Linked DNA regions of Homo sapiens: region 2 is linked to region 1. Evidence: chromatin contacts called from ENCODE Hi-C data. All regions are on one chromosome and are shown on one strand. The core of a region is the stretch at or near the end of the contact, and the rest is flanking DNA. Distances in the headings are between cores, read along the strand shown. Region 1 has its middle 77 kb from the start of COL3A1. Region 2 overlaps DIRC1 (disrupted in renal carcinoma 1).

Evidence for each region. Hi-C counts contacts between places; a loop is a spot of excess contacts on that map. Pooled maps may share reads with other maps.
Region 2: a pooled map shows a loop between it and region 1 (3-fold over the local background). The contact joins two enhancer-like sites. A Hi-C loop is called at or near these places in 1 of 168 maps with a recorded cell type or tissue (right cardiac atrium) and 6 of 50 pooled maps.

Annotation. Positions count from the first base shown.
Region 1 is chr2:188,895,065-188,899,259 of GRCh38, reverse strand. No RefSeq gene overlaps it. Among named protein-coding and RNA genes, the nearest start is that of COL3A1, 77 kb to the left of the region's middle. Within about 2 kb of position 1,964, at least 4 of the 41 ENCODE cell types and tissues checked have a DNase peak (open chromatin) inside an H3K27ac peak, as active enhancers do.
Region 2 is chr2:188,784,262-188,788,456 of GRCh38, reverse strand. All of the region lies in intron 1 of DIRC1 (disrupted in renal carcinoma 1), which reads left to right. Among named protein-coding and RNA genes, the nearest start is that of DIRC1, 3.8 kb to the left of the region's middle. Within about 2 kb of position 1,978, at least 7 of the 41 ENCODE cell types and tissues checked have a DNase peak (open chromatin) inside an H3K27ac peak, as active enhancers do.

The DNA.
Region 1 (4,195 bases), core at 715-3,214:
TGGCCGAGATTGTGAGGGTTTTAAACTAAGAAAACAATACATATTTTTATGGTTTAAGCCACTGTCATTGAGGTAGTGTGTTAATTGCTGCCAAATCTTTCTTAACAAACACAGCTATTTAGAAAATAGTATTTGATAGGATTATTGAAATATTAAATATCCCCCCACAAAAAACAAGGTAAATAGTAATGATTTCCTCATTAAGGGTACATTTAGATTCCCTGATATTTTTAATTTAGCTTTAAAGATAGAGGTTATATGATAAACAACAAGTCTTGAAGAAGGTTAGTTCTGCATACTTATTACAATTATTTATCTAGCAGTAGAGCCCATTTGAAAGTTTAATTCCAATTTGATTTGAAGCAATAGTCACAGGGTAATTAATTCTTGCATATTTGATTCTCAAATGTGGTTTCCCACTAAAAATTATCTCTTTAATATAGTTTAGATAATATTGAAGTAAATTTAGATAATTTTGGGATCTTTGCAATAGGTAGTGGTAATATTTTAATACCTTTCATATGTAGACAGACATGTAGACAGGAGGTGGTTGTGGACATCAGATTGATTATTAGTCAAAATCCAACATAAATATTTAACTTCTTAACTGGGGCTAGGACTGAAAATAGAGGACATGGGGAGGAAAATATATACTATCAGCCTACTCACAGAACATGGCTGGTAATGGGTGAAATAACAAACCCAATTTGAGCATATGAGTCAACTGTGTTATCCTCATTTTAGAAAAAGGGTAATGTGCAATAAACTTTAAGAAATGTAACAAAATACTTTCAACATATGTTCTTCAGTAACGGCTGAGTTCTTTCAAGACTTTTGTGCCCGCTTATAATCCTACAACTGAAGAGGAAAAAAATTTGGAAAAGTTTCAGGGGTCATCGACATGATAATTAATTAACTGGGAATAAAAGTGATGAGTAAGTTCCAAAGAACCTTTTCATGTTTAGTCTTCGTTAAACACTGAGAGATGGGCCTGATCTCTAAGTATATAAAAGATGAATATACAAAGGAGAGAAGCTAGCTGTTCTCCTTCTTTACCGGTGACTGAAAAGGCAAAAATGGACCCAAATTGTGATGATCTTGAGGACATAGGCCTAGGCAAAGTCTACTGTTTGTGTAACATGGGAATGATGTGCCACTCCTTTCCTCAAAGGATATTCTGGGATGTTTGACCCTTAAAGAAGCCTTCCAACTCTATTTCATGATTCCAAAAGAGAATCAAGTTATGTTTGAACAAGATAAAATAATAAGTAGGAGAAAAAAACTTTCAGTATGTTAACAACAGCATACAAACTCGGATTAGTCATTAGTCACTCTTTGTTCTCCACTAGAAAATTCATAACTCTAAAAATGAAAAGGAATGTTTGGTGGGCGGAGATCAATTTGAAGAATAATAAAGTTTAAAGTTATTTATAAATTACAAAATTAGGCCATCTCAAATAACCTATTAGTGTAATACGAATTTAGCATGCTTTGGCTTAAATGGAGATTTAACTATTAATGTGTCCTCTTCTTCCCACTGAACATGGTGTGATAGACGATCCCTAACATCTCAAAATCTTCTGCTGGGGGCTTTTTGTCTGGAGTGATCTTTGGTTATACACTAGGTGCAAAGGTATTTTCAAGCCATCTTCCCTGGATAAGATGACATTTCCACTGACACATGTTTTAACAATTCATTTCTCTCACTCATCAGAAGTTTTTGACTTTTGGAAATTTCATCACTCCCAAATGCTCTGCCCTCACAAATTTGGGTTAAACATTTCTATCATTCTCAAAAAAGTTTTATAGTCTAGCTCTAGTTCGGAATACAATCTAGGTCTAACATAACTTGACTTCTTAAACAGTCAAAGCTGGACAGAAGAAAAGCATGTTCACAGGAATGCTGGCAGATATACTTCCAGTTCTAGCCAGAAAACAGTCTTTTCTCACATTATTTCAGCATGTCCAGTTCAATCCAGGTCAGAAACCAGAGATGCCAAACATTCGCCTGTGTTTCTGGCCCTTCAGAAATCAGCAAACCATTGGGTGGCTGAGAATATATTTATTTAAGCACGATCCTCCTTTAAAACCATTTACCCTGCCTGGTAGAAGCTGTGGGAACTATTGATCTCACAGAGAATGATTCTGTCATGTAACAATCCAAGTTTTTTGTTTTTCTGTGTGTTTTCATGTTTTGTTTTATTTTCTGGAGTTAGTAAGAATTCCACTGTATCAATAACTTTTGTTTTATTTTCTGGAGTTAGTAAGAATTCCACTATATCATTAACTTTAAAATTTATATTTATTTTAATTATTAGTCAAAACCAAACACAAATATTTAGCTTCTTGATTCAGCTTGATTTAGCTCTTGATTTGGATTCTTGATAAGCATATTGGTTGAAAGAGAAGGATACATGTGCTTTAAACAAAAATAAAAAACTTTTTAAGTCATGTTAGGTATTTGACTCTCCAAAATAACAAACAGAATAAAAGATGCTGTGAATGTTGTGGTTCTAGTTGACAATGAGTACTTTCTTGTCTTAGAATTAATGAGATTTTTGGCTATATTTATATAGACTAAAAATTAAAAAATTCTTACAGAAAAAATATACTCTTTACACAAAATTTATGCAATGAATGACAATAGGTTTTCTTCTACAGACATATCTAGGCCCATATTATAATAGAAAACATGAAGATCCATATATGAAAGTTTCTAAGAGTCTAACCTAGGTTTTAAAGTATATAGTTTCCAGTTTCCTTCATACTTGTGTAATTCTTCTCTTTCAAACCAAGAAAACTGGTTTTTAGTAATATATATTGTTTATGGAACGGTACTTAGGTGTTTTACAAAGTTTGAACAAAAATAGAATAACCAAGAAGAATGCCAGGGATGTCTGGTTGCACTAGCAGTGATAATTTCAGCCAGGTGAGTGAGCAGTGGTGTTTGAAGGACTGTCCCTCTGGTGTGCCATCGTTAATGTGACTCTGAGCCTGTTCTCTCCAGGGCTCTTGGTTGAAGTTCTTGAAGAAGAGTATCTGATTGATCACTGGCCTGAGGCAGGAGGAATATGGACTTAGTACTTACTGTATAATTTAACTGCATATGTTAATTTTACTGATGTGCTACAAATCAGATGCTCACATTAGGGGAAAAAGAAACCCCAAGAGTATATCAAAATAGGATCACAGCAAGACTGGCAATATCCGACTGTAACCCACATACAAAAAAAACTATACTATTTATTAGTTGAATTAATGTCTTATCAATTTGATTCTGCATCCATGAGAAGTAAAAGACATCGCTTTATAGATGATACCACTATTGTAGTTGAGGGGCTTCCATGCTTATGAAATGACAACTATTTAGTTAATTCATTAGTCCAATAGCATTTAAAAATTACTGTATTAAGAAAATTGGATTATTTTCTATAAGATCTTATATCCTACAAATAGTTCTCAGAAAAAAGATCATTTAAAGATGGAAACACATTGAGTAGGTAGATGAAAAGATAACATCTCTATTGAAAAAGTATATATTTGAATTTCTTTTCTCCTTTTCTTCTTTCTTTCCTTTCTCTTCCTTGTTTATTTATTTCTTCTTTTTCTAAAATTCCTTATGTCTTATAAAGGAGGTAAAAATTGTTTAGTTAGGCTTTTTTAAGTAAAGAAAACTCAAATCACTCTATACAATATGTTATATACAACATATTTTAGTAAATACTGACTAGTTCTCAAATATTTTTCTTATAGCAACAAACTGTATAGCCCATGTATTATTTTGTGGAGAAAGTATAGAGAACATTTACTTGTAAAAAATTTTCCTTCCTTCTTTATTTTTACGAGTTAAATGACTTGTTACTTTGTAAAGAACCCATATTTTCTTTTTCTTAACTTGAAGACATTGAAAAATAATAGTTTTCCTAATAAAACATTACTTGAAAATTTCATGCACAGATGAATTAAATAATGGTTTCAAGTCTGTTTTAGATACTAGCACCACTAGTCTTTTTCTTTATACACATGTGAGGTTTTGCTTTCTTGGACAACCTAATTCTGAAATAATTTAGTGTAGAAGAAAATCAGTCATGTCAGCATTAGTCTACACATGTAACAACTACTTTAATAAATTGTGAAATATCTCAGAAATTTTATTCTGTACCACATTCTGTTTTAAATTGTAATATTAATGACT
Region 2 (4,195 bases), core at 729-3,228, 110 kb after region 1:
GGTTTCTTAAATCCATAAATTCTTACAATAGCCGACCTAATAAATATTCGTCTACTTCTTTCTGTTTTTTCATGTCTTTCTATGTGTTGATTAGAATTACAGGATCTGAGAGCTGGGTATAATCTTATAAGTTATATGGTGAAATATTTTAGAAATAATAGTCCTAATTTTTACAGATAAGAATACCAAGTTCCAATAATCTTAAAAGATTTGGCCATTCCCATACAGATAAATATTGTCAGAATCATCAAGTCTAGCATTTAGTCTCATGATCTTGTCTACTGTGATTTCCAGTACACTCCCTTTATTACTCCCCTCTCTTTTGCTGTAATTATTAGCAAAGATCCTTAACTCAGTGAATTGATGGTGGCTGGCGTTTAGCTATTCCTAACTTGTCTGATAATTAAATAAAATTGTCATTTGACTCATGTCACCAATTTGCACTTGCATTGGAGGTAGATTAAACACCTGGGTTAAACCATATTTATGGTACACAGAAGGTTCTAATTAAAGAGCAATTGCACTTCTCACTGCCAAACAAAAGAGAAACAGATTCACAAACATATTCTCATGCCTCGTAGATGAGAAAGCTTTAATAAAGTCAGTTGGCTGAAACAGTACTTTTGTTTCCCCTGTCTCCCTAAGGAGGAGAAGGGTGAGAAAGAGTCCAAGGGCAAAAGTGAATCTGAGGATGAAGATATGCCACGTTAGCTCTTTGGAAACACACACACACACACACACACACACATTCATTTCAGATCTCAGAAAAGCAACACAGACATAAATCCTATTCTAAAAGTTCAAAAAATTTACCTATCTCTGCAAGAGTCTCCAAACTATAAGTTGAATTTTTCTACTTACTTTAATTACTTTATGAACATTTTTGAAAAAAAGATAGTAATTTTGCTTCTCATAATGTGAGCAATGCTGCCTAGAGGCAGAGCTACTTCTGTGTGAAGAAAGGGGACATAGGTCCGTTATGACGTCTATGTAGTTATGTAAAATCACATATATCCATGATGCATACTTTGTATGTCAATGAGTTTAAATCAATGTAGAATTCTCCTTTGAGAAGAACCTAGCATTCCTGCAAGTGACAGGTATTAAAAACCTTGTTACAAACCCACTTTTTCTGAACATGTTATGAACAGTGAAATGCCTGCTCTTTATCTTGTGAGCTCAGACGATTAAGTATCGTATAAATATTGTTGACCACGTGACTACTGTTATTTTTGACTCTGACTCTGTAGAGCTCAAATGCTAACTCCATTTACTGAAGCCTCTTCTGGTAAGGGTTCTGGAAAATTTCAAGAGCATGCAATAAAAAACAGTGATGAACTTCCTTAGGAATGCAGTTTTACAAAGTTGTCATGAAAAAAGAAAACCTACTGGAGCTGGGAAAATGTTGTAAAGTGTGGTATAAATGTCTATCCTACGGAAGAAAAGGACAATGAACATTGCAGCCTTCCTTTTTGTTCTCTTTAATCTCAATTTAAAACCATGTGTTAGGAAACAGAGAGTGGAGAAATGGGAAAAAAAAAAAGAGAAATGGACAGAGACAAAAAGAAAAACTGGAGGGATCTGGGGAAACGGGGAAAGAGGAGAAAATTCTGGAGCTAAAAGTAGCTTTTTGTGATTGCAGCTTTTTGACCTGGGGTATTGCCTTTTGATTTGGAGATCACTTTGGCTTGGGAACTCTGACAAATGAAGTTGGTACACAGAGATGGAAGCAAATGGATCACTGCCAAGGATTTATTTTCAACTCTGGGCTCAAAGACAAAAAGCTAGGAGCCTGTAGATATGTTCATATATTTGTTAGCCTAGTTATTAATGACAAGGGCGCTCAAAGCTCTCAGTATAAAGTTTGGGTTTGAGTTTCCCCTGTTTCAACTATAATTAACTAACTCCTCTCACTCAGACCAATATGAAGTTTGGGTTTGCGTTTCCCTTGTGTCATGTGTAATTAACTCCTCCCAGTCGGGCCAGTCCTTCACTTCCAAGTGACTCACTTTTATTTCAGATGATTTCCTGGCTACCATTCTTTCCCAGAGAAGATTATCATTTCTTAGAAATTCTGAGTAGAGAAATAGAGATTATGCAAACACAGAAATGCAAATTCATGTCAAAAGAGGAGGGAAAAATGTAAATTAAAAAATCACAAAGCATTGTCTGTATATTCTTTCCATCTTATGTCGTGACAAAATTTACTTCTGGTGAATGTTGTTCTTGTATTTAGGGGAGTTAGTAGGCTTTTCAGTTACAGAAAGTGAAGCATCTACAGGGAAAAGTTAAGAAAATACACTAATTCCCTGGATAGTGAAGTAAAAGGTATTAACCTTGGAGAGAGAATGTTTTGGTTTTGTTTGATTTATTCCACAAATTACTGTTTAGTGGGGTGGGGAGTAGGGATGGCGAGTAGTGGGCGTTGTTCAGTTCTGAGTGACCAGGCCCCAGAGCCACCAGAGGAAGCTTATACCTAAGGAGAAGGACAGGCACAAAAGAGCTCTCTTTTATGGGCATGACCAGAAAACTTAAGAAACATGATACCTATACCCAGCTTTAGATTATTTCATGTCCTATGTTGTGATTCTCCTCCATCATCTCCAAAGGCTTCAGTGCCATCAGACACACACGATAGCTGTGTGTTAATAGAGCCTTAGGGACGGTTTACGTTCCAACTTGGGACCAAGTGGTAAAGAGAGAGGACAACACCCGGCATGAGCAAATGAGCAATGAGGCAGTGGTGATTAAAGAAAAGCCAGAAGTTCAGAAGAGAGAGGAGTGAACAAGAGAAAAAATATGTATCTCCGTAATCCCTGGAATTACGGCCAAGGCTTCTGGACTTGATACAATTACATTAGATGAAAGCAAGAGGATTTGGAACATTTGGGTTACATAGGAAAATATATTATCCAATCATTGAAGGATGCTTGGAAATTAAAATTAGAACCCCTAAATATTTACAAATTGTGTTTCTAAGGTAATATACTTCGAGTAGTTTAAAAAGCAAATAATTGTAATCTGAGAAGACCGAGAAGATGGAAGAAGAAAGAAGGTGACCAAAGAGATAAGGTGGTCTCTGTTGCCCATCTGATGTGATCATGGTATGGATGATTATGTTGCTGGGGAAAAAATTAAGGGCTGGTTTATGTCAGTCTCTGAACTTCAGACATGTGTTTAGTCATCTAAAAGTGATGGCTCGGTACTGTCCTCAAGAGTATCATTAAAGGACTACACATATTTTAGACTTATTTCCCAAGTATTAAGCCCAGCATCCATTAGCTATTCTTCCTGACTCTTTCCCTCCTCCCACCCCCAACCCTCCAACAGGCCCCTCTATGTAACAAACCTGCACATCCTGCACATGCACTCCTGAACTTAAAATTGTAAATAAAAAATTCAAAAAATAAAAAAATTCATTTTCATGTCTTTTAACCGTTCATGGATATTGAATAACTGAGAAATATTAGAAATGTGAATCTTTGATCTTTAAGAAAAAAAGAATAGCTGGCAATCAAACTTTATAGAGCTCTATTTGTTATGAACAAAGAATCAAATACTATATTATCTTTATATATCTAGTTTAAGCGAGTAATTATGTTAGTATGATTTTATGTAGTTGATTTGAATAGGCTATAAGTTTCTAGAAGCTGGCTATATATTTATCCTCTTGGAACCCTAGAGTGTCTTCTGTTTAATAGGCTATTGAATAAGTTTATTAAGTTAAGAAATTCAAAGAGAAATCTTAACATTTGAATTACTTGAAATCTTAAAAATATTATGAAAACTTAGAAAGATATATTTGGATTATGACACTTTGATCAATTAATGTAAAATACATAAACTCTTAGGCACATATTTTCATTATGGGTCCTAAGAAGCATATACAACATTACTACCTCCAGTAACCTCTAGGATTGCTCTAGAGTGTCAAAGAATATTTTTGCATTTGACTTTTATTCTCTGATGATTTTTATTCCAACAACAGTGAAACTCTCCAGAATTAGAGCCTGAGTCAGTGAGGCCCCATTTTCCAGTTGGCTTTGTCAGTCAGAACCTGAAGGGGAGCACATCACATCTCCAAACCTGAAATAGATGTTTATTTTCGGGGAACCAATGTGCACATTAAAGCCAGTTAATAAAGTAGTTGTACACCAAGATATCTCATGGGGAAATGGGGCCTCTCTGTCTTCTT